Regions from separate parts of the Homo sapiens genome. Here region 2 is linked to region 1. Evidence: chromatin loops called from intact Hi-C (ENCODE). Cell type or tissue: K562. All regions are shown on one strand. Links, peaks and the distances in the headings refer to the core of each region. The heading gives the core; the rest is flanking DNA. Region 1 holds the start of TMEM141 (transmembrane protein 141). Region 2 holds the start of AJM1 (apical junction component 1 homolog).

What was found. Peaks named below come from ENCODE experiments on the same cell type or tissue, not always from the same donor. Only the 100,000 strongest peaks of a DNase experiment are listed, where the experiment ranks them.
Region 2: a loop joins it to region 1, with 8 times the contacts of the local background. A loop is called at or near these places in 39 of 110 quality-filtered maps.

What each region holds. Positions count from the first base shown.
Region 1 is chr9:136,781,100-136,791,491 of GRCh38, forward strand. It overlaps TMEM141 (transmembrane protein 141), which reads left to right and starts at 10,245. Exons shown (of 5, transcript NM_032928.4): 1 at 10,245-10,325. The coding sequence starts at 10,272. RefSeq lists a cis regulatory region at 6,604-6,903, an enhancer at 6,811-6,970 and a silencer at 9,632-10,392. In K562, for the core only: a CTCF peak has its summit at 6,723 (motif pointing right); DNase peaks (open chromatin) are centred at 4,172 and 6,762; H3K4me3 peaks cover 242 bases.
Region 2 is chr9:136,836,036-136,846,427 of GRCh38, forward strand. RABL6 (RAB, member RAS oncogene family like 6) reads left to right here. Exons shown (of 15, transcript NM_024718.5): 9 at 1,311-1,627; 10 at 1,827-1,980; 11 at 2,874-3,086; 12 at 3,187-3,451; 13 at 3,659-3,830; 14 at 4,119-4,177; 15 at 4,287-5,152. The coding sequence ends at 4,487. It overlaps AJM1 (apical junction component 1 homolog), which reads left to right and starts at 6,443. Exons shown (of 3, transcript NM_001080482.5): 1 at 6,443-6,554; 2 at 8,161-8,244; 3 at 8,321-10,392. The coding sequence starts at 8,380. RefSeq lists enhancers at 5,806-6,687, 6,133-6,272, 6,262-6,556, 6,688-7,568, 7,569-8,449 and 1 more and silencers at 5,342-5,636, 6,583-6,912. In K562, for the core only: CTCF peaks have their summits at 6,419 and 7,911 (motif pointing right); DNase peaks (open chromatin) are centred at 4,446 and 6,416; H3K4me3 peaks cover 301 bases.

The DNA.
Region 1 (10,392 bases), core at 4,113-9,112:
GCTGTATAGCCCTAAATCCCTCAAACCTTGAGTTAACACAGCACATGTTTCTGTGAGTACAGGGTTGGGGCTAAGGTTACAGATTAACAGCATGTCAAAGCAGAAGAATTTTTCTTAATACAGATCAAAATGGAGTTTCTTATGTCTTCCTTTTTCTACATAGACACAGTAACAGTCTGACCTCTCTTTCCCCCACATTTCCCCCTTTTCTTTTTGACAAAACCACCATCATCATCATGGCCCATTCTCGATGGTCGCTGTCTCTTCGGAGCTGTTGGGTACAGCTGCAGACTGACAACAGACAGAAGCATTAACACGAAATTTACGATAGCGGAACTTCCGAGGGTTTTAACCCAAGTGACAGGGTTAAGACTTGTGAGGCCGGCTGGGCACGGTGGCTCACGCCTGTAATCCCAGCACTTTGGGAGGCCAAGGTGGGTGGATCACGAGGTCAGGAGATTGAGACCATCCTGGCTAACAGAGTGAAACCCTGTCTCTACTAAAAAAATACAAAAAAATTGGCTGGGCGTGGTGGCAGGCGCCTGTAGTCCCAGCTACTCAGGAGGCTGAGGCAGGAGAATGGCATGAACCTGGGAGGTGGAGCTTGCAGTGAGCCGAGATAGTGCCACTGCACTCCAGCCTGGGCGACAAAGTGAGACTCCGTCTAAAAAAAAGAGAGAGAGAGAGACTTGTGAGGCCATCAGCAACTCCCGCAATTGCCTCAGTTCCTGGTACCAAATTTAAATGGGCTTTTGATGCTTCAAAAATTTGTTCTTTTAATATCACCATTCTGTTCATCTGGCGAGTCAATGGTGCTCAATTGCGGTGTCTCTGTCTCCACGGAGGCGTTTTTCTTTGCATCTCCGATGGGTTCATTGTAGAACTTTAAATGTCTAGTGGGTATCCAAACAGGAAGCTGATTTTCTCCTGGTGAAACACAAGCAAAACCTCTCCCTCACGTTACCACCTTCCCTATTTCCCATGTCTTATTTTTGTTGTCTTTCCACCAAATTAGTTTTCCTTCATGTGGGCTGTTCTTTTTACCAGTAAGATGTTGTTCTGCAGAGGTAGTAGTCTGATTTCTATAAAGGTTTAAAAAATTTAAAGTATAGAGTGCTAGGTTAAGTTGCATCTGAAGAGTGATATACTCCGTACTGTCTCCCTCTTTTCTTTGTTTAACCAATTGAGTTTTCGGTGTTCTATTAGTTCTTTCAACTATGGCCTGTCATTGGGAATTATAGGGAATTCCTGTTGTACGTGCAATTTTCCACTGATTCAAGAATTTTTGGAAAGCTTTACTATAGTATCCTGGTCCATTGTCAGTTTTAATTTTTTCTGGAACTCCTATGACAGCAAAAAAAGAAAAATAAATGTCTTTTAACATGGGAAGTACTTTCTCCTGTCTGTCAGGTTGCCCACATGAAATGTGAATAAGTATCAACTGTTACATGAACATATGACAATCTTCCAAATGAAGGAACATGCGTGACATCCATTTGCCATAACGCATTAGGACGCAGACCTCTGGGATTAACTCCTGCCTCCTGAGTGGGCAGGTGTAGGGCTTGACACCAGGTGCAGTGTTGTGCAATACTTTTTGCCTGTTTCCATGTGATATTAAATTTATTTTTTAAACCTGTTGCATTTACATGACTCAAAGCATGAAGTTCTTGTGCTTTTGTGAATGCAGATGATACCAGTAAGTCAGCTTGCTCATTTGCTTTAGTTAAAGGCCCTGGTAAATTAGTGTGTTCTCAAATATGAGTAATATAAAATGGGAGATTTCTTCTTCTCACAGTTTGTTGTAATAAATTGAACGGCTGGTTTAACTGATCATCCATGCTATGTTTGATTAGGGCTGTCTCAATATCCCTTGTGGCCTGTACTACAGATGCAGAATCTGATACAATATTAATAGGCTGATTAAAATCTTGTAACACTGTAATGACGGCAACCAACTCTGCTCTTTGAGCCGAATGATATTGAGTTTCAAGGCCTCCTTCTTTTGGCCCAGTGTAAGCTGCTTTTCCATTGCTGGAACCATCAATAAACACAGTCAGATCATTTTCTAAAGGTTTATGTCTGGTAATTTTAGGTAAAATCCAAGTAGTCAGTTTTAAAAACTGGAAGATGTTTGTTTTTGGGTAATGATTATCAATAATTCCCACAAAATCAGCAAGACCAGTCTGCCATGCACTAGAATTGATAAAGGCTTGTCTAAACTGTTCCTCGTTTAAAGGAACAATGATTTGTCTGGGTCACTTCCACACAATTAGATTATTCGTAATCTTGCCTGACCAATTAATGTAGCCATTTGATCCAAGTACAATGTAAAAATCTTAACTGTACTGTGAGGAAGGAATGACCACTCCACAAGATCTGTATTTTGAACAATGATGCCTGTTGGAGAATGTGCAGTAGCAAAAATCAAAAGTTGGAGTGGAGCCAAGGGATCTAGTCTATTTACTTGTGCTGATCGAATTTTCTTCAAATAATTTGGAGTGCAGTGGTGCGATCTCGGCTCACTGCAAGCTCCGCCTCCCGGGTTCATGCCATTCTCCTGCCTCAGCCTCCCAAGTAGCTGGGACTACAGGCACCCGCCACTGCGCCCGGCTAATTTTTTGTATTTTTAGTAGAGCTGGTGTTGCACCGTGTTAGCCAGGATGGTCTCGATCTCCTGACCTCGTGATCCACCCACCTTGGCCTCCCAAAGTGCTGGGATTACAGGTGTGAGCCACCGTGCCCGGCCTCATTTAATATTTTTAATGTATCTTTTCTTATTTCTATTTTTTGTGGTTTAATTTTTCTATTTTCTACCTGTATCCCTAAATAATGAAAAGGAGTTGTTGTTTGAATTTTATCAGATGCTATCATCAGTCCTGCGTTGGCAACCTCTGCTTGTAGAAATGTGTAACAGTCAGTTAATTTATCTCTCATTTCTGAAGCACATAGAATATCATCTACATAATGAACAATATAACAGTCTGGAAACTTGTCTCTAACTAGTTGAAGAGCTTGACCTACAAAAGTCAGACAAATAGCTGGGCTGTTTAACATTTCCTGAGGTAACACTTTCCACTGAAACCTGGTGGCTGGTTCCTTATTATTTATGGCTGGTATAGTATAAGCAAATTTTTCAAAATCCTGCTTCACCAGAGGAATGGTAAAAAAAAGCAATCCTTCAGATCAATTATAATTAAAGGCCAATCTTTGAGGATCATGGCTGGAGAGGGCCATGAGGGCCAGAGAGGGCGGGTTGGAGAGGCCCCCATGGGTTGAATTATGGCGTTAATGGCTCTTAAATCATTTAGCATTCGCCATCTGCCGGATTTTTTCTGAATTACAAACACAGGAGAATTCCAAGGCGAGAATGAAGGCTCAATATGTCCCTTTTCTAATTGTTCCTTTGCTAATAAATGTAAAGCCTCCAGTTTTTGTTTTGGTAGCAGCCATTGATCTACCCATACAGGTTTTTCTGCTTTCCAAGTTAATGGAATGGGTTTTGGAGGCTGTACAGTGGCCGTCCCTAAAAAGGATAACCTATTCCCTTTTTTTCCTTGATTTCCCTCAGCCTCAATTGGGACTTCAATACCATTTTCACTCTTTCCTAGTCCGTTTTCTGGTACATGTCCCATTTCAGTCATGATTTTTTGACTCATGGGGCTGGATAATGGAGCGGGCATACTGATTTCCATACTCCATTGTTGTAATAAATCTCAACCCCACAGATTAACAGGAATTGGAGTAATCATTGGCTGAGCAGTACTTTTTTGATTATCTGGCCCTAAACAATGTAAAATCATAGTACTTTGATACACTTCTGAGGCAGTGCCTACGCCCACCAAACTTGCAGCCATCTTTTGGCCAATTTCTTGGCCACTGATGCAAAACAATGATAGAGACATCCGCCCCAGTGTAGGGTCCAGCCCTACAGGACCTTGTGGGTTTCCTCTTCATGTGCAGAGATGAGAGATTGTAGAAAGAAAGACATGAGACTAAGGGATAGTAGGAAAGACAGCTGGGCCCTGGGGCCACTACCACCAATGCGCGGAGTCCGGTAGTGGCCCCGAAGGCCTGGATGCACTGCTATTTATTGTATACAAGGCAAGGGGGCAGGGTAAGGAGTGTGAGTCACCTCAAGTGATTGATAAGGACAAGCAAGTCAAGTGTCCACATGACAAGGGGACTTTCCCTTTGTGGTAGCTGAAGCAGAGAGGGAGGACAGCAGACGTTAGCATATCTTCTATGCACTTATCAGAGAGATCAAAGACTCTAATACTTTCGCTAATTCTGCTACTGCTATCTTCTAAGAACTTAAGAGAAGCAGCAGGTGTACAGGCAGAATATGAAAGTGGACAAGGAGCATGACCACTGAAGCACCACAGGGAGACGTTGAAGCCTCCGATGACTGCGGGCAGGCCTGGGGAATGTCAGGTCCCCCACAAGAACTGGTGGAGCAGAGTGCTCGCTAACTCTCCCAGGGAAAGGGAGACTCCCTTTCCTGGTCTGCTAAGTAACGGGTGCCTTCCAGGCGCTGGCGCTACCGCCAGGCCAAGGTCCGCTGAGTAACGGGTGCCTTCCCAGGCACTGGCGCTACCGCCAGGCCAAGGTCTGCTGAGTAATGGGTGCCTTCCCAGGTGCTGGCGCTACCGCCAGGCCAAGGTCTGCTGAGTAACGGGTGCCTTCCCAGGCACTGGCGCTACCGCTAGACCAAGGTCCGCTGAGTAACGGGTGCCTTCCCAGGTGCTGGTGCTACCACTAGACCAAGGAGCCCTCAAGCAGCCCTTATCTGGGCGTGACAGAGAGCTCACACTCTTGTCTTCTGGTCACTTCTCACAATGTCCCTTCAGCTCCTAACTCTGTATGGCCTAGTTTTTCTTTGGTTATAATAATAATACAAAGGTTAATACAGAAAACTAATGATTGATAATATCCATATATAATCATCTCTATATCCTATTTCGAATATAACTTTCTCTTTTCCTAACTATTTTCTTGATTATACTGGAACAGCTTGTGCCTTCAGTCTCGTGTCTCGGCGCCTGGGTGGCTTTCCGCCCACACCCCAGGGTCTACTAACCCTTCAAACTGTTTTCCCTGAATAATGGCCTTACACACAGGTCTGCTTTCTGAGACCTGACTTGCCCAATATGCAGCCTTTCCTGCCAGATCAGTGCTCCCAAACCCTCCTGTTCTTTTTGTCTCACTGTTTCCAACCTTAATATAAGGCAGGAGTAATAATTGAGCAATTCCGTCTCCTGGACGGGCACTCCAAGGAATTGAGGAGCTAATAACCAATTGAATTTCACCTTTGTAATCTGTATCAACCACACCAGTATGAATTTGAACTCCCTTTAGATTTAAACTTGATCTTCCTAAGATGAGTCCTACAGTCCCCTCGGGCAGTGGGCCGTATACCCCTGAGGGGATTTTTTGTGGGGGCTCCCCTGGAAGCAGAGAGACTGCTGGTATAACACATAAATCTACTGCTGCACTGCCGCTTGTGGCGGGGGACAATTGTTGTATTGTGGTAACTGGCCCGTTCCCTGAGGCACTTGTGACAGTGGAGGTTGTTGTCCCTGAAAACCCTGAGGAACAAAAGGCTGAATCGGGAACGCCCCAGTTTGTTGCGAGGCCTGAGGCTGGCCCCTCTTCCAGTTTTCCGACAATGGTTGCCCATTTTTATCAAATTTAGAACGACATTGATTAGCCCAATGTTTTCCTTTTCCACATCTTGGACACAGGCCAGGTGGCTCTTTATTTTTGGCTGTAGTAGTTTGATTTGTTATATTCTGTTTATTTAAGACTGGGCAATTCTTTTCTAAATGACCAATTTGACCACAATTATAACATTTTCCCTCAAATGTTCTAACTTGTCCTCCTAAAGCAACCCCAGTTTTTGCTGGAGCCATTAGCATAGCTTTATGCATAGCCCCTCCAATTCCATCATAGGCTTTTACATACTCTGAGACTACATCTGACCCTGCTGGGACATTCCCTTTTAATGGCTTAATGGCTGATTGACACTCAGGATTGTCGTTTTCGTATGCCATCAACTCCACTATGACCTTACGGGCATTCTCATTGGCCATTGACTTTTGAGCAGCATCTTGGAGCCTTGCCACAAAATCAGGGTAGGGCTCTTTAGAGCCTTGTCTTATTGTATTGAATGAGGGGCAGGTGGTTCCCGGGTCTTGGATTTTTTTCCCAGGCTCTAAGGCAGATAGCTCTAACTTGCTCAATGGCCACATATTGTATTATTGCTTGTTGATTAGTAGTGCTCCAATTTTGACCTGTTCCTAATACTTGATCTGCATCTGTGTTAACTGGAGGATTGGCAGCCCTATTTTTTCGGACCTGTTCTTGTGTCCCATCAATCCACCAGGTCTTAAATTGTAAAAATTGAGGTGAGAGTGATGATTTGGCCAAAATCTCCCAATCATAAGGAATGAGTCTATGTCCATGAGCAGTGGAATCTAATAATGTTCTTATATAAGGGGAGTTGGGTCCATACTGTTTTACTCCCTCTTTCATGTCTTTTAGCATTTTCATAGAAAAGGACCCATTTCTGGCATCAGCTCGGGGAGGCGCTCCCTCTTGGGCCCCTCTTCCAGGTGGTATGGGTTCTAATATTACCGGGGTCTGCCACGCGTCAGTATCCCCTTGTTTTGTCTTTTCAATAATTTTATGTAATGCACGACCCTGTCCACTAGGTGGTGCTGTAGGATTACGTCTCATAGTGGGCGGCTGCGGCTATAGCGCCCTGCCCTGCGGTGCTGGAAACATCCTGGCCATCCATACTGATACTCTGGGGGCGGCCGATACTGAAGTTTGGCTGGCGGCCAGTATTGATAGGCTACCGGCAGTTGGGTCTTATTTTCTACCAGCTGATATTGTGGATACTGCATCTGGATTGGCATTGCTGGGATAGAGACTCTTTCCTTTTCTATTTGATATTCTCTTGGGGTTTGTACTTGTCTAACCTGCATTTGAGGTTGTAATGTTACAGGCATCTGAACCGCGGGAGGAGGAGTTGATGGCCATCGTGGTTTAGACTCTGATGGCCCCAATAATTCTGGACCTTTTCCCCCCAATTTTAGTGGTCCAGAATATATTACCTCCTGTAATTGATTGTAGTCAACATTTTGCGCTGACCGAGGCATTACAGACTCTGCTACATATTTACAATGTGAACTTTCCGTTCCTTTCTCGAATTCTGTCCCTGCCTCTTCTTCACAATCTATTACACAGCTTTCAGGGGCATCAGAAACTGAAACGCTATCTTCTCCTGTTTGAAATGATTCTAAAGCTGCTTTAATAATGGCCCAATCATTCCATACTGTAAGTGGGATGATTTTACCTTCCCTATTTGCTTGCTTTAATTCTTTGCCAATTTTTTCCCAATCTTTTAGATCTAAAGTTCCTTGTTTTGGAAACCATGGGCAGAATTGTTCTATTGTTTGAAATAGTGTAATTAGATTTTCTGTAGAGGCTCTAACTCCCCCTCTTCTTAAAAAAATTTTAATGAAGCTGAGATAAGAGGCATATTTACTTTCAGTTTGTCCCATTGTTACCCTGGGTTCCTCCGAGTGCACAAGCTTACCGCGAAGCTGACCACGGACGTACTCGTTTTGTCCTAAACTATCACACCATAGCGTATCTTCACCTTACAGAACGGAACCCACGATGGGTGCCAGATGAAGGGGGCCTGCCCCTCCACACCTGTGGGTATTTCTCACAAGGTGGAGACGAGAGACTGAGAAAAGGAAATAAGACACAAAGTATAAAGGAAGAAAAGTGGGCCCAGGGGACCGGCGCTCAGCAAGTGCGGACCCACGCCAGCACTGGTCTCTGAGTTTCCTCAGTATTTATTGATCACTAGCTCTACTATCTCGGCGACGGGGATGTGGCAGGACTATAGGGTAATGGTGGGGAGAAGGTCAGCAGGAAAACATGAGCAAAGGACTCTGTGTCATAAATAAGTTTAAGGAAAGGTGCTGTGCCTGGATGTGCACGTAGGCCAGGTTTATGTTTGACTTTACACAAACATCTCAGTGCAGTAAAGAGCAGTATTGCCGCCAGCATGTCTCACCTCCAGCCACAGGGCGGTTTTCTCTTATCTCAGTAAATAGAATGTACGGTTGGGTTTTACACCAAGACATTCCATTCCCAGGGACGAGCAGGAGACAGATGCCTTCCTCTTATCTCAACTGCAAAGAGGCCTCCCTCTTTCACTAATCCTCCTCAGCACAGACCCTTTATGGTTGTCAGCCTGGGGGACGGTAAGGCCTTTCCCTTCCCACGAGGCCATATCTCAGGCTGTCTCAGTGGGGGGAAACCTGGACAATACGCAGGCTTTCTTGGGCAGAGGTCCCTGCGGCTTTCCGCAGTGCACTGTGTCCCTGGTTAATGGAGAATGGAGAATGGTGATGACTTTTACCAAGCGTACTGCCTGCAAACACATTGTTAACAAGGCACATCCTGCACGGCCCTAAATCCCCTAAACCTTGAGTCAATACAGCACATGTTCCTGTGAGCACAGGGTTGGGGCTAAGGTTACAGATTAACAGCATTTCAAAGCAGAATAATTTTTCTTAGTACAGATCAAAATGGAGTTTCTTATGTCTTCCTTTTTCTACACAGACACAGTAACAGTCTGATCTCTCTTTTCCCCACAAATGGCATTAAATTATTTCCATATATTATAGAGTAGGTCCTTCCACATTTTGAAGAGTAGCAAATCTAGCTTTTTTGTACAGACTTATAAATTATCTAAAGACTTCAGCCTTTTTTTTTTTTTTGAAACAGAGTCTCACTCTGTCGCCCAGGCTGGAGTGCAGTGGCACGATCTTGGCTCCCTGCAACCTCCACCTCCCAGGTTCAAGTGATTCTCCTGCCTCAGCCTCCCCAGTACCTGGGATTATAGGCACCTGCCACCACGCCCGGCTAATTTTTGTATTTTTAGTAGAGACGGGGTTTCACCATCTTGGCCAGGCTAGTATTTAACTCCTGACCTTGTGATCCACCTGCCTCGGCCTCCCAAGGTGCTGGGATTACAGGCGTAAGCCACCGCACCTGGCCAAGATTTCATCTTTTTACCTCATATTTCTTAGGAATTTAATGGTTATATGTTGTCTTTTTTCCCATGCCTTTTGGCTCAAGCAACACGTATATCAGTGTTGACTTTTTCTTTCTTTGATCTAGTTTAAAAAAAAAAACCACATAATAATTCTTTGAAGAAAGGAAGGGGTTAATTTTTTTCCCTAGCACTTTCTTGAAGATCAGGGACTTTATCGATGAAAAAGTAGTAAATAGTTATTTGTAACCTGTGTGAAGCAGCAGCCTGACTTGAAGTCCTCCGTTCTTGCTAATGGTTACACCAGTGAATACTAGTGGAATTGTTTGGGCTGATTTTAGTTTCTCTTAATCAAAATTACTAGATGATAGAATTCAAGAACTTGTACATGTTATTACTTGGTGTATCGATAATTATTTGAAAGTAAAGACTCTTTGTCATGCAAAACAAAAGGAGTTTGAGGCTCAGCTACTAAGCTGCTGGTTACAGAACCACTTTGCTAAACAGTGATTTTATACATCCCCACTCCGTGGTGGCTTATGAGAAATTCAATCCCTGATTGTAGTCCTCAAGCAAAATAACACTGACAATCATCAGGCCTCTGCAAGTGTGGGAATGAGGCCCGGCCGGGGGGAGGAGCGCACGCTCTCAGCCACGCCCCGCCCGGTGCCCGCCTTCGCCCCGCCCAGTCGTCGCCGGAGGTCACAGGGCCCAAGCTCCTAGAGGCGTGGCCAGGCCCCAGGCCCCACCCCTCTCCCCTGCGCTCTAGCAGGCTCGATCCATGCTCCGCCCCCAATCCAAGGCCCTGGCCCCTCCGCCTGCACCCGGCAGGACCCGCCTCTTAGAACCCGACACCTCCGCCTGCGCAGGCCCGCTCCCCGGTCCTGTCTCTCAGGCCCCGCCCCCAGGTCGCGTCTCCAAAGTCCCGTCTCTCAGGCCCCGCCCCCAGATCACGTCTCCCAGGTCCCGCCCCCTCCGCCTGCTGCCGCGCGGACCCGCCCTCAGGCGCCGTCTCCTAGGCCCCGCCCCCTCCGCCTGTTCCAGCGCGGGCCGGTCCCTAGGCCTCGCCCCCAGATCCGGGCCCTGCCCCTCCGTCCGTAACTGCGCAGGCCTGTCCTCTGGGCCACACCCCCAGGTTCCCGTCCCGCCCTTCCGCCTGCGCCTGCGCAGGCCCGCTCCCCGAGCCCTGCCAACCATGGTGAACTTGGGTCTGTCCCGGGTGGACGACGCCGTGGCTGCCAAGCACCCGGTGAGAAGGCCGGTCTGGGACGCGGGCCTCAAACCCCAGAAGCTGACCTGAGCGAGGCGGGGGGCCG
Region 2 (10,392 bases), core at 3,519-8,518, 54 kb after region 1:
CTGGCGTGGACTCCTCATACAGGTCATGCTGTGCCTGCCACTCTGAGTACCGCTGACCGTGGCCAGGTGCTGGTGCTCATGGAGTGCTGCTGGGGCTGCCTGCCCATCAGGGGCTTGGCCTCCCAGATTGATGCCAGCATGGGGTGTGCTTTCTGGGGAGCTGCTTGACTTTGGGAAGCTCCCTGTGTTGAAGAGGCATACAGGCCAGGACATGGAGGTCTCTGGTCCTCGATAGCAGAGGGCGGCTCAGAGCATCCTCCTGAGTGGGCCTGGGCAGTGCATAGCCCCGGGGTTGCGGCCAGTGGGACAGCTGGCCCGTTCTCTGCCTCAGGCTCCTGTACAGCTAGGGGCTTGGTGCCTCCCCTGGGACCCAGGCAGGGACCACGGAATCAGTGGCCCTCCTGAGGCCCCCCAGGAGGTCTCTGTTTCCAGAAGGAGAGCCCTGTGGGTCACCTTGGATCTGGCTGTTGGCTCAGACACAGCAAGAGACCGAGAGGGAAGGCAGTTTGATGCCTGGAGAGGGACCCGTGGCTTCCAGCTGCCAGGCCAGCCCCAGAATGGAGCCCCCCGCATGGGCGCTTCTCTGTTGAACCAATCCTGGCATTTCCTGGGCCTGAGAGTTGGGTCAGCTGGATGCTGCGATGGCCGCACGTGCTCCACCAAGCCCCAGCCCCCTCCTCTTCCCAGAAACCCCCGCTCACGGGAAGGTCCAGTTGCTGCCATCTGGCCACCTCTGCATGGAGCCCCCAACAGCTGTGCCTCAGAACAGATCCGAAGTGACTTTCAGGGGAGCTGGACACATGTACGCTGGTGCCTGCTGTCCCCACCCTTTGGCACTGCTGCTCTTTCTTTTTCTGAGATGGAGTCTCGCTCTGTCGCCCAGGCTGGAGCGCAGTGGTGTGATCTCGGCTCACCGCAAGCTCCGCCTCCCGGGTTCACGCCATTCTCCTGCCTCAGCCTCCCAAGTAGCTGGGGCTACAGGCACCCGCCACCACACCCGGCTAATTTTTTTTGTATTTTTAGTAGAGACGGGGTTTCACTGCGTTAGCCAGGACGGTCTCCACCTCCTGACCTCGTGATCTGCCTGCCTTGGCCTCCTACAGTGCTGGGATTACAGGCATGAGCCACCGTGCCTGGCTGGCACTGCTGCCCTTGGAAGTGGATGGGGATGATGGCCTCTGTGGGGCGGGTGGCCCAGAACACAGTGGCTCTTCCCAGCCCCAGCAGCAGCAGCAGAGAGCCCCCTGTCACCTGAGGGCCTCAGGGAGAGGCAGGGGAGCCAGGCTTCTCACCCGCCTTCTGCCTTTCAGCTTCCTGGAGATGATGGAGGCTCGCAGCCGTGGCCATGCGTCCCCACTGGCGGCCAACGGGCAGAGCCCATCCCCGGGCTCCCAGTCACCAGTGGTGCCTGCAGGCGCTGTGTCCACGGGGAGCTCCAGCCCCGGCACACCCCAGCCCGCCCCACAGCTGCCCCTCAATGCCGCCCCACCATCCTCTGTGCCCCCTGTACCACCCTCAGAGGCCCTGCCCCCACCTGCGTGCCCCTCAGCCCCCGCCCCACGGCGCAGCATCATCTCTAGGCTGTTTGGGACGTCACCTGCCACCGAGGCAGCCCCTCCACCTCCAGGTAGGCCCTGGAGCTGCCCCTCCCAAACTGGTCCCAGACCCCCAGGCCCTCACAGGTGGGGTCCTGGATTTCGGAGCGCTCCACGCTTCTTCCTGCTTGTCCCAGTCCCGTGGGCACATCCCGGGTGGGCCTGGCTTGGGGTTGGGTGCAGTGAGGGTTCTGGTGCCGAGTGAAGAGGACCCGGCATCACTGTTCACAGAGCCAGTCCCGGCCGCAGAGGGCCCAGCAACGGTCCAGAGTGTGGAGGACTTTGTTCCTGACGACCGCCTGGACCGCAGCTTCCTGGAAGACACAACCCCCGCCAGGGACGAGAAGAAGGTGGGGGCCAAGGCTGCCCAGCAGGACAGCGACAGGTGAGGGGTGGGCCTGGGCCTCCTCTCCCATTGCCCCCCAGCCTCCAGGGTGCCCGAGCAGCAGGTGGGGCTGGCTTTCTAGGGGCGCAGAAGGGGCCCCCCGCCGGCTGGTCACTGTTGGCTGAGGACAGAGCAGCTCTGTGGCTGGAGCAGACGAGGGAAGGGCTTGGACGGGGCTTCCAGACATCAGAAAGGCCTGGCCACCTGCTCTGCCCACACCCTGGAGAGGACAGGGGCACCTTGGGGTCTTCTGTGGGCAGATGCCACATGGAAGCCATTGGAGAGGCCACTGCAGGTCATATGGGAGGTTCAGGCCACCAGATGTGGTCTCCACAGGGCCAGGATCCAGGTGCTGCAGAGACAGGGGCGGCTTCCTGCAGGTCCTAGAGCTGGGAGCTAGAGCCGCCTCCCCAGCCATCTGCCAGCCCCTCCCACCACTCTGTCTGCCAAGCTGCCCCAAATTTTGCCTGCAGCAAAGCCCTGCATTTGGTCCCAGGACAGCCCTGGACAAGCTCCACCCACAGTGGCCTCAGCACCTCAGCCTCACCCATTGCTGTGGGGCAGCGGCTTCCTCCAGAAATACACAAAGGACAGAAAGCCCCGTGGCCCTGAGCTGGGCCCGCCTCCTCCACGAGCGCCCACTTGTGCGGCTCCACATCCTTCACCCACTGAGCGGCCGCAGGGCAGCACTGTGTCCAACCTTGTGCCCCCGACCCCTTCCTGCTCAGAAGCCCTGTGACCATGAGGGGGCCTCTCCACAACACAGCACCTGGGGTGGGGTGGCCCCACGGCCAGGGTGTGCTGGGTACCAGGGCGCCTAGAACCAAGGCCCGTGAGCCCGGCCAGCCATCCCTACCCCGTGGCCCTTGACCGCTTTGCCCCCTGCTTTGCAGTGATGGGGAGGCCCTGGGCGGCAACCCGATGGTGGCAGGGTTCCAGGACGATGTGGACCTCGAAGACCAGCCACGTGGGAGTCCCCCGCTGCCTGCAGGCCCCGTCCCCAGTCAAGACATCACTCTTTCGAGTGAGGAGGAAGCAGAAGTGGCAGCTCCCACAAAAGGCCCTGCCCCAGCTCCCCAGCAGTGCTCAGAGCCAGAGACCAAGTGGTAAGGGCAGGTGTCCCCACGGGTGCGGCCTGGAGACCCGGGTGGGGCAGTTCAGGACGCCTCCAGAGGACCCTGACTGACCCTCTGCTTGTCCACAAAGGTCCTCCATACCAGCTTCGAAGCCACGGAGGGGGACAGCTCCCACGAGGACCGCAGCACCCCCCTGGCCAGGCGGTGTCTCTGTTCGCACAGGTCCGGAGAAGCGCAGCAGCACCAGGCCCCCTGCTGAGATGGAGCCGGGGAAGGGTGAGCAGGCCTCCTCGTCGGAGAGTGACCCCGAGGGACCCATTGCTGCACAAATGCTGTCCTTCGTCATGGATGACCCCGACTTTGAGAGCGAGGGATCAGACACACAGCGCAGGGCGGTAAGACGAGTCCTCCCGGGGCAGAGGTCAGCCAGGTGGCCAGGGTCCCTCCCACAGGCCTGATCTGGGTGGGTGCAGTGGGAGGAGGCTTCTGGAAGAGGCATCTCATGTCCCCACACTTGGGCCTTGCCGGCCTGGTTTGAGATCCCACAACCCCTGGGGGTGTGGGAGGGATGATGGCCTGACCAGTTGCTCTCCCTGCTCCAGGATGACTTTCCCGTGCGAGATGACCCCTCCGATGTGACTGACGAGGATGAGGGCCCTGCCGAGCCGCCCCCACCCCCCAAGCTCCCTCTCCCCGCCTTCAGACTGAAGAATGACTCGGACCTCTTCGGGCTGGGGCTGGAGGAGGCCGGACCCAAGGAGAGCAGTGAGGAAGGTGGGTGGGGGCACCAGAGTGCGGTCAGCCTGCTGGAGTTTGGGTAGAACGTGGGCCTCCTCCCAGCTGCTGGCCGCTGGCCGGGGTCCTCTCCTGAGTCCAGGATGCTGTGCCATGCTCCTGGCAGCCCCCTGCAGGAGCTGATGTTTGCAGTGTGGTCCTGTCCATCAGCAGGGCCTCCTGGAGGGCTGGGGCTCGCTGCTTTGTGAGTTTCTAGAGAAGTCCTGTCACCCAGCTTGGGGTCCCCGTTGGCCTGAGTTTGAGCCACTGTCTGTCCTGTCTGTGCAGGTAAGGAGGGCAAAACCCCCTCTAAGGAGAAGAAGAAGAAGAAGAAAAAAGGCAAAGAGGTACTGGCTACTCCCCTTCCTGGCAGGCCAGGACTGGGTGGCATGCGGTCCTGGGACCAGGGCTGTGGCTTCCTGTGACTCCATGGCGCCCCATCCTTGTGCTCCTCAGGAAGAAGAAAAAGCTGCCAAGAAGAAGAGCAAACACAAGAAGAGCAAGGACAAGGAGGAGGGCAAGGAGGAGCGGCGACGGCGGCAGCAGCGGCCCCCGCGCAGCAGGGAGAGGACGGCTGCCGATGAGCTGGAGGCTTTCCTGGGGGGCGGGGCCCCGGGCGGCCGCCACCCTGGGGGTGGCGACTACGAGGAGCTCTAGGCCGGCGTGGGCAGTGGCCGCCCTGGGGCGGGGGGCGTGCCTGTCACTGCCTGGGGAGGCATTTGCCTCTGTACCATCGCCTTTGCCGCTGCCCCGTGGCTGCCGTGTGCGCTTCTGAGCTGGAAGAGGCCGGGCATTGGTGGTCCCCAGGCTGGGCCCTGCAGGTGCTGGGCCTTCAGGCCCAGTGTGAGCCTGCTCTGCAAGAAGGGAGGGGACAGCTGGCTTCAGCCAGGCTCGGTGGACACCCTGGCCCTCTCGGGGCAGAGCCGCCAGTGTTTCTCAGGGATGTGACTGAGGCCCAGGAGGGACCTGTGAGGGTCTGTTTACAGAGGCTGGGCAGGGGCCGCTTGGCTGTGGGGTGTGCGCTGCCCCGGCACCTGCTTGCCCTCCGCGCTCATCTGGGGCCGCAGCATGCCTATGGTTCCGCTTCCGGCCGGGAGCCCTGAACACGGGTGTGCAGACTCACCCTAAAGGGCGGCCCAGGCCCCACGCTAGAAGGCTGGCGAGACCGAAGGCAGCATGTGAGGCCTCTCCTGGGAGTGGGGGTTGTGTTTCCCACAGTGGCCTCAGCTGCGCCCCCGCTCAGGTGAGCCCGAAGGCAGGAGCCGGGAGGCACTCCTCCCAAACACTCCACTCAGACCATAAAGCACTCCTGTTTCACTCTGCGTGTGTCTGTTCTTCTGCCTGTACCTCTGCTCCCGCTGCCCCGGGCCCAGGCTGCCGTGGGTTGGCAGGAGGCTGCCCAGCAGTGGTGTGAGGACGTCCCACCAAGTCTGGCCACACCCTGGGTACATTCCAGCCCACCTGTGCCAGGGCTCAGCAGCTGCACGCAGCACGCTTGGCGACCTCAGCCCCAGGAGGTGGAAGTCCACTCTGCAAGGCTCCCAGGCAGCCGCCTGCAGCCCTGCCCCCCGCCTTCAGGCTCCTGCCCCCTCCAGCTGTCAGCAGCGCCCAGCCTCCACCCCCACAGCTACTGTTGCCATGAGAACCCTGCAGGGCAGGCAGGAAGAGTGTGCCAGTGAAGGGGAGGAGGTGGCCAAGCTGGAGGCTCCTCTGCCTGGGAGCCTTGTGGCCCCAGGGTGTTGGGCAGTCACTGCAGTCCCTGAGCAGGTGCTGTGGCCCACAGCAAGCTTAGCCTGGCCCCTTAGCCCACAGCCCATGAGGTCAGGGCCGGGTTCAGGGGTTCGCCTGGTGTGGGGATGGGTCGACAGTACGTGAACTTGACAGGATCACACCATGGACGGCTATGTTGGGGTTTCAGTGGGCCCTGCTTTGAACAGTGCAGAATGGGGTAGGTCCTGCCCTTCAGAGCCAAGGGCATCAGCTCCCCACCCCTCTGCCAAGCTAGAACGTTCCCAGGCCCAATGCCTTGGGGAGGGGCTGGCAGAGTGGGACGAGGACATTACCAGGCAGGTATGGCAGGTCACGTGCAGGCCTTCCCAGGCTGGCAGGGACCGGATGCAGGAGTGGCCTCACCCAGAGAGGATGGCATCCTGGGGACACAAGAGGCTGCAGGGGCCATCTGGCCCCAGGTACCCGCCAAGATTTTGGCATTGGCAGCCTTGAAGCAGATAGGGCCTGGGGAGAGGCCAGTGGGGCACAGAGTAGCCCATCTGCTCCTGCCTCGCCCGACAGGAGATGCGAATTCCAAGATGCCCCTGACCAATCTCTGCAGCCCAGGCCAGGGTTCGGGCCCCTCCTCTCAGGCAAGTGTGTTGGGGTGACACTGGCGGGACTGGCAGGCTGCTCCGGGCCACAAGACTCCTGCTTAGACACTGAGGTCTGTGTCTTGGGGGTGCTGCAGGGACCCTGTGCTCTGCACAGCCCCAAATTGGAGCCAGTGCAGCTCATGATCCCCAGCTCCACGGTGCAGCCCCCACTGGGTGCGGCCCCTTTAAGTACAGCCCCTTCAGCTGCCATCAGGGGCAGCACTGAGCAGCCAGGCCAGGATCCGCGCTGCTGCCTGGAAGCTTCTGCCCGTGCCGGGGACGCAGCAGTGCCGGGGACACAGAGGAGCCGACCTGGGGGTGGCACAGCCCACCGGGGCACAGCCAGAGCAGCACCCAGGTAAGGGGCTAGGGGCCGAGTTGCTGAGTGTGTCACCGTCATGGGCGGGGGAAGCTGCCTTAGGGCAGCCGAAAGGATGGGGAGTCCCCGCCCCCAGGCAACACCGGCTGTATCCCTTGAAGGGCCGCTCCCAGCCAGGGCAAGGCAAGGCAAGGCAGGGCTGGGAGGTGGGGAAGGCCGCCAGCCATCTCCGTGGGCTCCAGAAGGCCTTGGGCCCGGGAGAGGGCCGACCCCACCCCCATCCCCACGGGAGGGGGTGTCACCGACAGCTGCAGCCAGCAAGGCCGACTGTCACCTCCCTGGGGTGGAGCCTCACACCCTGTCATCCGGCCGGATTCCGGCCTGGCCTTGAGCTTAGCATGAAAGAGGGAGCAGGAGGGTAGACAGTCCTGCCACGGGTGGGGTGGAGGGGGGAGATGGGGGGGTGGGCGGGGGAGGCTGGGATGGGCACAAGGCCTGGGACTCGTGGCCCTGACCCAGAAAAACAGCCCTGCCAGCAGGAAGCCCCTGCACACCTGGGACACAGAGGGGGGACCCGGCCAGACCCCGAGAGGCCCATCCACCTGAGGTTCTGCCCTGCAAGGGGCCTGGCCAGGTACCCGCTTTCCCCAGCTCACTCTGGGGTAGACCCCCCAGACCAGGTGTTGGGTGTGCAGAGGCCAGGCCTGTGGCCACTCTCTGACGCACCCCCCAGCTGGCTCTGGGATCACAGAGGGGTTGGCAGCCCACATCTGAACCCAGGCCAGCCTGCCGCGTGGGGGCCTAAGAAATGCAGGTTTCCATGGAACCTTCTGAGCGAAATGGGGAGGGCCCTCTCCTGCAAAGCAGTGGGGCTTCCCCCACCCTCCGCCCTGCCCACCCCCAGCGGGCAGCTTCCAGGCCTGGTGCGCAGCTCAGAGGAGGGGCTGCCACGAGCTCGCGGCTCGATGGCTTGGGACTGCCTTGCAAACCCTAGGGGGGTGTCCTGTGCGTTTACACAAAGCTGGGGCCTTGTTTCAACCACCCAAAGATACTTGGGGTCAGAAAAGGTGTCGGCAGAGGAAAGGGAGATTTAGGGCCCGGGTATGCTCTCTGGGGGCATTTTTCTGGCCTGGGGCTCGCGGGAAGTTGAGGGCACCTAGGCGTGGGTCCTTGCAGTGCTGGGGGCGGGGCTCTGTGCTCGGCCCGGCCAGCAGGTGGGGTGGTTGGTGTCACCCACTTGGTGCAGAGCCGGCTAAGGCTGAGGCCCAGGGACTCGCCTTCCACTGTGCGCGATCGGAGGGGTCGCTCTGCAGTGGGCGCTGTGACGGGGGCGCAGTCACTGACGTCTCCTGGGGCAACACCTATAAATAAGGCCCAAATGCGGCCCGTCCTTCCAACTGCGGACACCAGAGGGCGCAGCCCCAGGACCACGCCCCCACTCCCCTACCCCACCCGGAAAGGGGTCCACCCGAGCCGACCCCGCCGTCACTAGTCGGGGGAGGGGAGGCCCTGGAGCTTCACGCGGGAGCTCCCGCCGCGGGAACCACAACCACGGCTAAGCCTTTCTGGCCCGCCCGCCCCATCGCAGGGAGAGGACGGGGGGACGGGCAGGACGGGCGCCTGGACAGCTGGGTTCCTCCCGCAGGTGCTTCTGACCCCGGCATGGAGGAAGCGCCCGCGTTCTCGGCCCAGGCCCGCAGCCAGGGCTGCTCCGCCCGCTGCGCCCCAGGTAAGCCGGGCCAGCGTGGGGGAGTAGCGGGGCCTGGGCTGCGGAGGGGGCCGCCCTGACCCGCGTCTCCCCCCAGGGCAAAAGCCCCGCAAGGCAGTGTGAGCTGGAGCCGCCAGCCTGGGGACCTCTTTTAAGATGACCCGTACGGACCCTCCGGACCTGCTGGTGTCGACCGTGTACCAGGACATCAAGGTGGCGACCCCGGGACCCGCGTCCAAGTGCTCGCCATGTGAGCGATCCGTGGCCCGGCCTGCTGAGCCCGCGCCTTTCAACAAGCGCCACTGCCGCAGCTTCGACTTCCTGGAGGCGCTGGACGGGCCGGCCATGGAGACCCTGCCGGAGCCACCGCCGCCGGAGTCCGCTGTGCCGCGCGCCCGGACCCGCGAAGCCGAGCCACGCCGCCGCGCCCGCTCCAAGAGTGCGCCCCGCGCGCCCCCGGGCCTGACGCCCGCGCCCGCCTCGCCGCCGGTGTTGCCCCGCCGAGGGCGGGAGGCCCAGCGTGCGGCGCGGGCCGAGGCATCGCCGCGCCGGGAGCCCGCGTACCCGGCGCTCCGCGCCCTTGCCAACGAGCTGCATCCCATCAAGTTGCAGCCGCAGCGGGGCGGCCCCGGCCGCGTCGCGCCCCTGTGCGCCGCCGCGGGCCGCTGCGCACCGCCCGAGCCACCCGCGGGTCCCGCCCCCCACGTGCGCTGCCGCCTGGACATCAAGCCAGACGACGCAGTGCTCCAGCACGCCACCCGGGGCTCGCGGTCCTGCGGGCCCACCGAGGCCGCGCACTGGGCCCGCCCCGCCCCGCAGTTCCACGGCCTCACGGTGCCCGGGCCCCGCCACATGGCGCTGTCGCGCACCCCGACGCCCAGCGACTCATACTGTGCGGATCCCCGGGCGTTCTACTGCGACGGGCCCCTGCCTGGGCCCCGGGACTACGCCGAGCGCCGCAGTCTGCCCTTCACCACCCCGCCGGGCCCCACCCAGTTCTTCTATACAGAGGAGCCCCAAGGCTTCCGGGGCAGCTTTGCAGCCAGTCCCGGCCCAACCTTCGACGCCTACTACCCCAGGCCCTATCCGTCCGAGGAGCTCTCGGGGCCCAGTCCAAGGCGCATGGGCGGCTACTACGCAGGAGAGGTGCGCACCTTCCCAATCCAGGAACCGCCCTCCCGCTCCTACTATGGGGAGGCTCCACGAGCCTACGGCCTGCCCTACGGGCCCCGCTATGTCCCCGAGGAGCCCCGGGCCCACTCCACCGCCCGCCCCTTTTACACGGAGGACTTCGGAAGGTACCGCGAGCGTGACGTCCTGGCTCGGACGTACCCGCACCCGCGCAGCAGCCCGGCCTGGGCGGACTGGGGCCCGCGACCGTACCGCACCCTGCAAGTGGTGCCGCCCTCTGACCCCGACCCGTTGCTCGCCTCCTGGCACGGCGGCACCGGCACCAGTCCGCCCCGGCTGGCCACCGACAGCCGCCACTACTCGCGCTCCTGGGACAACATTCTGGCCCCGGGGCCGCGCCGAGAAGACCCGTTGGGCCGCGGCCGCAGCTACGAGAACCTGCTGGGGCGCGAGGTGCGGGAGCCGCGAGGCGTGTCCCCCGAAGGCCGGCGCCCGCCCGTCGTCGTGAACCTGTCCACCTCTCCCAGACGCTACGCCGCACTGTCCCTGTCCGAGACGTCGCTGACGGAGAAGGGCCGCGCGGGCGAGGGCCTGGGCCGCAACTGGTACGTGACGCCCGAGATCACCATCACTGACAATGACCTGCGCGCCACCGAGCGCCCGAGCGCCAGGGCCTGGGAGTTGCCCGGGGGCCGCACGCGGCCACCTCCCCACGCGGCCCCCGACGGCCCCACCTCTGGCCGCCAGCGGAGCCTAGAGCAGCTGGACGAGCTCATCACGGACCTGGTCATCGACTCGCGACCCACCGCCGGCCAGGCCTCAGAGCCCGCGGCCGACTGCCTGGGCCCCCAACTGCGCCGACTGCTGGACTCGCGGCCCGCGGGCTCCGGGGCCCCCGCGCTGGCGCCGCCACGCTCGCCCCCCGCCTCGGCCGGCAGCGCCGAGGAGCCCGCGGCCCCGGGAGAGGCGGCCGACGCGTCCCCCGAACCCAGCGCCGACGAGGACGACCTGATGACCTGCTCCAATGCGCGCTGCCGG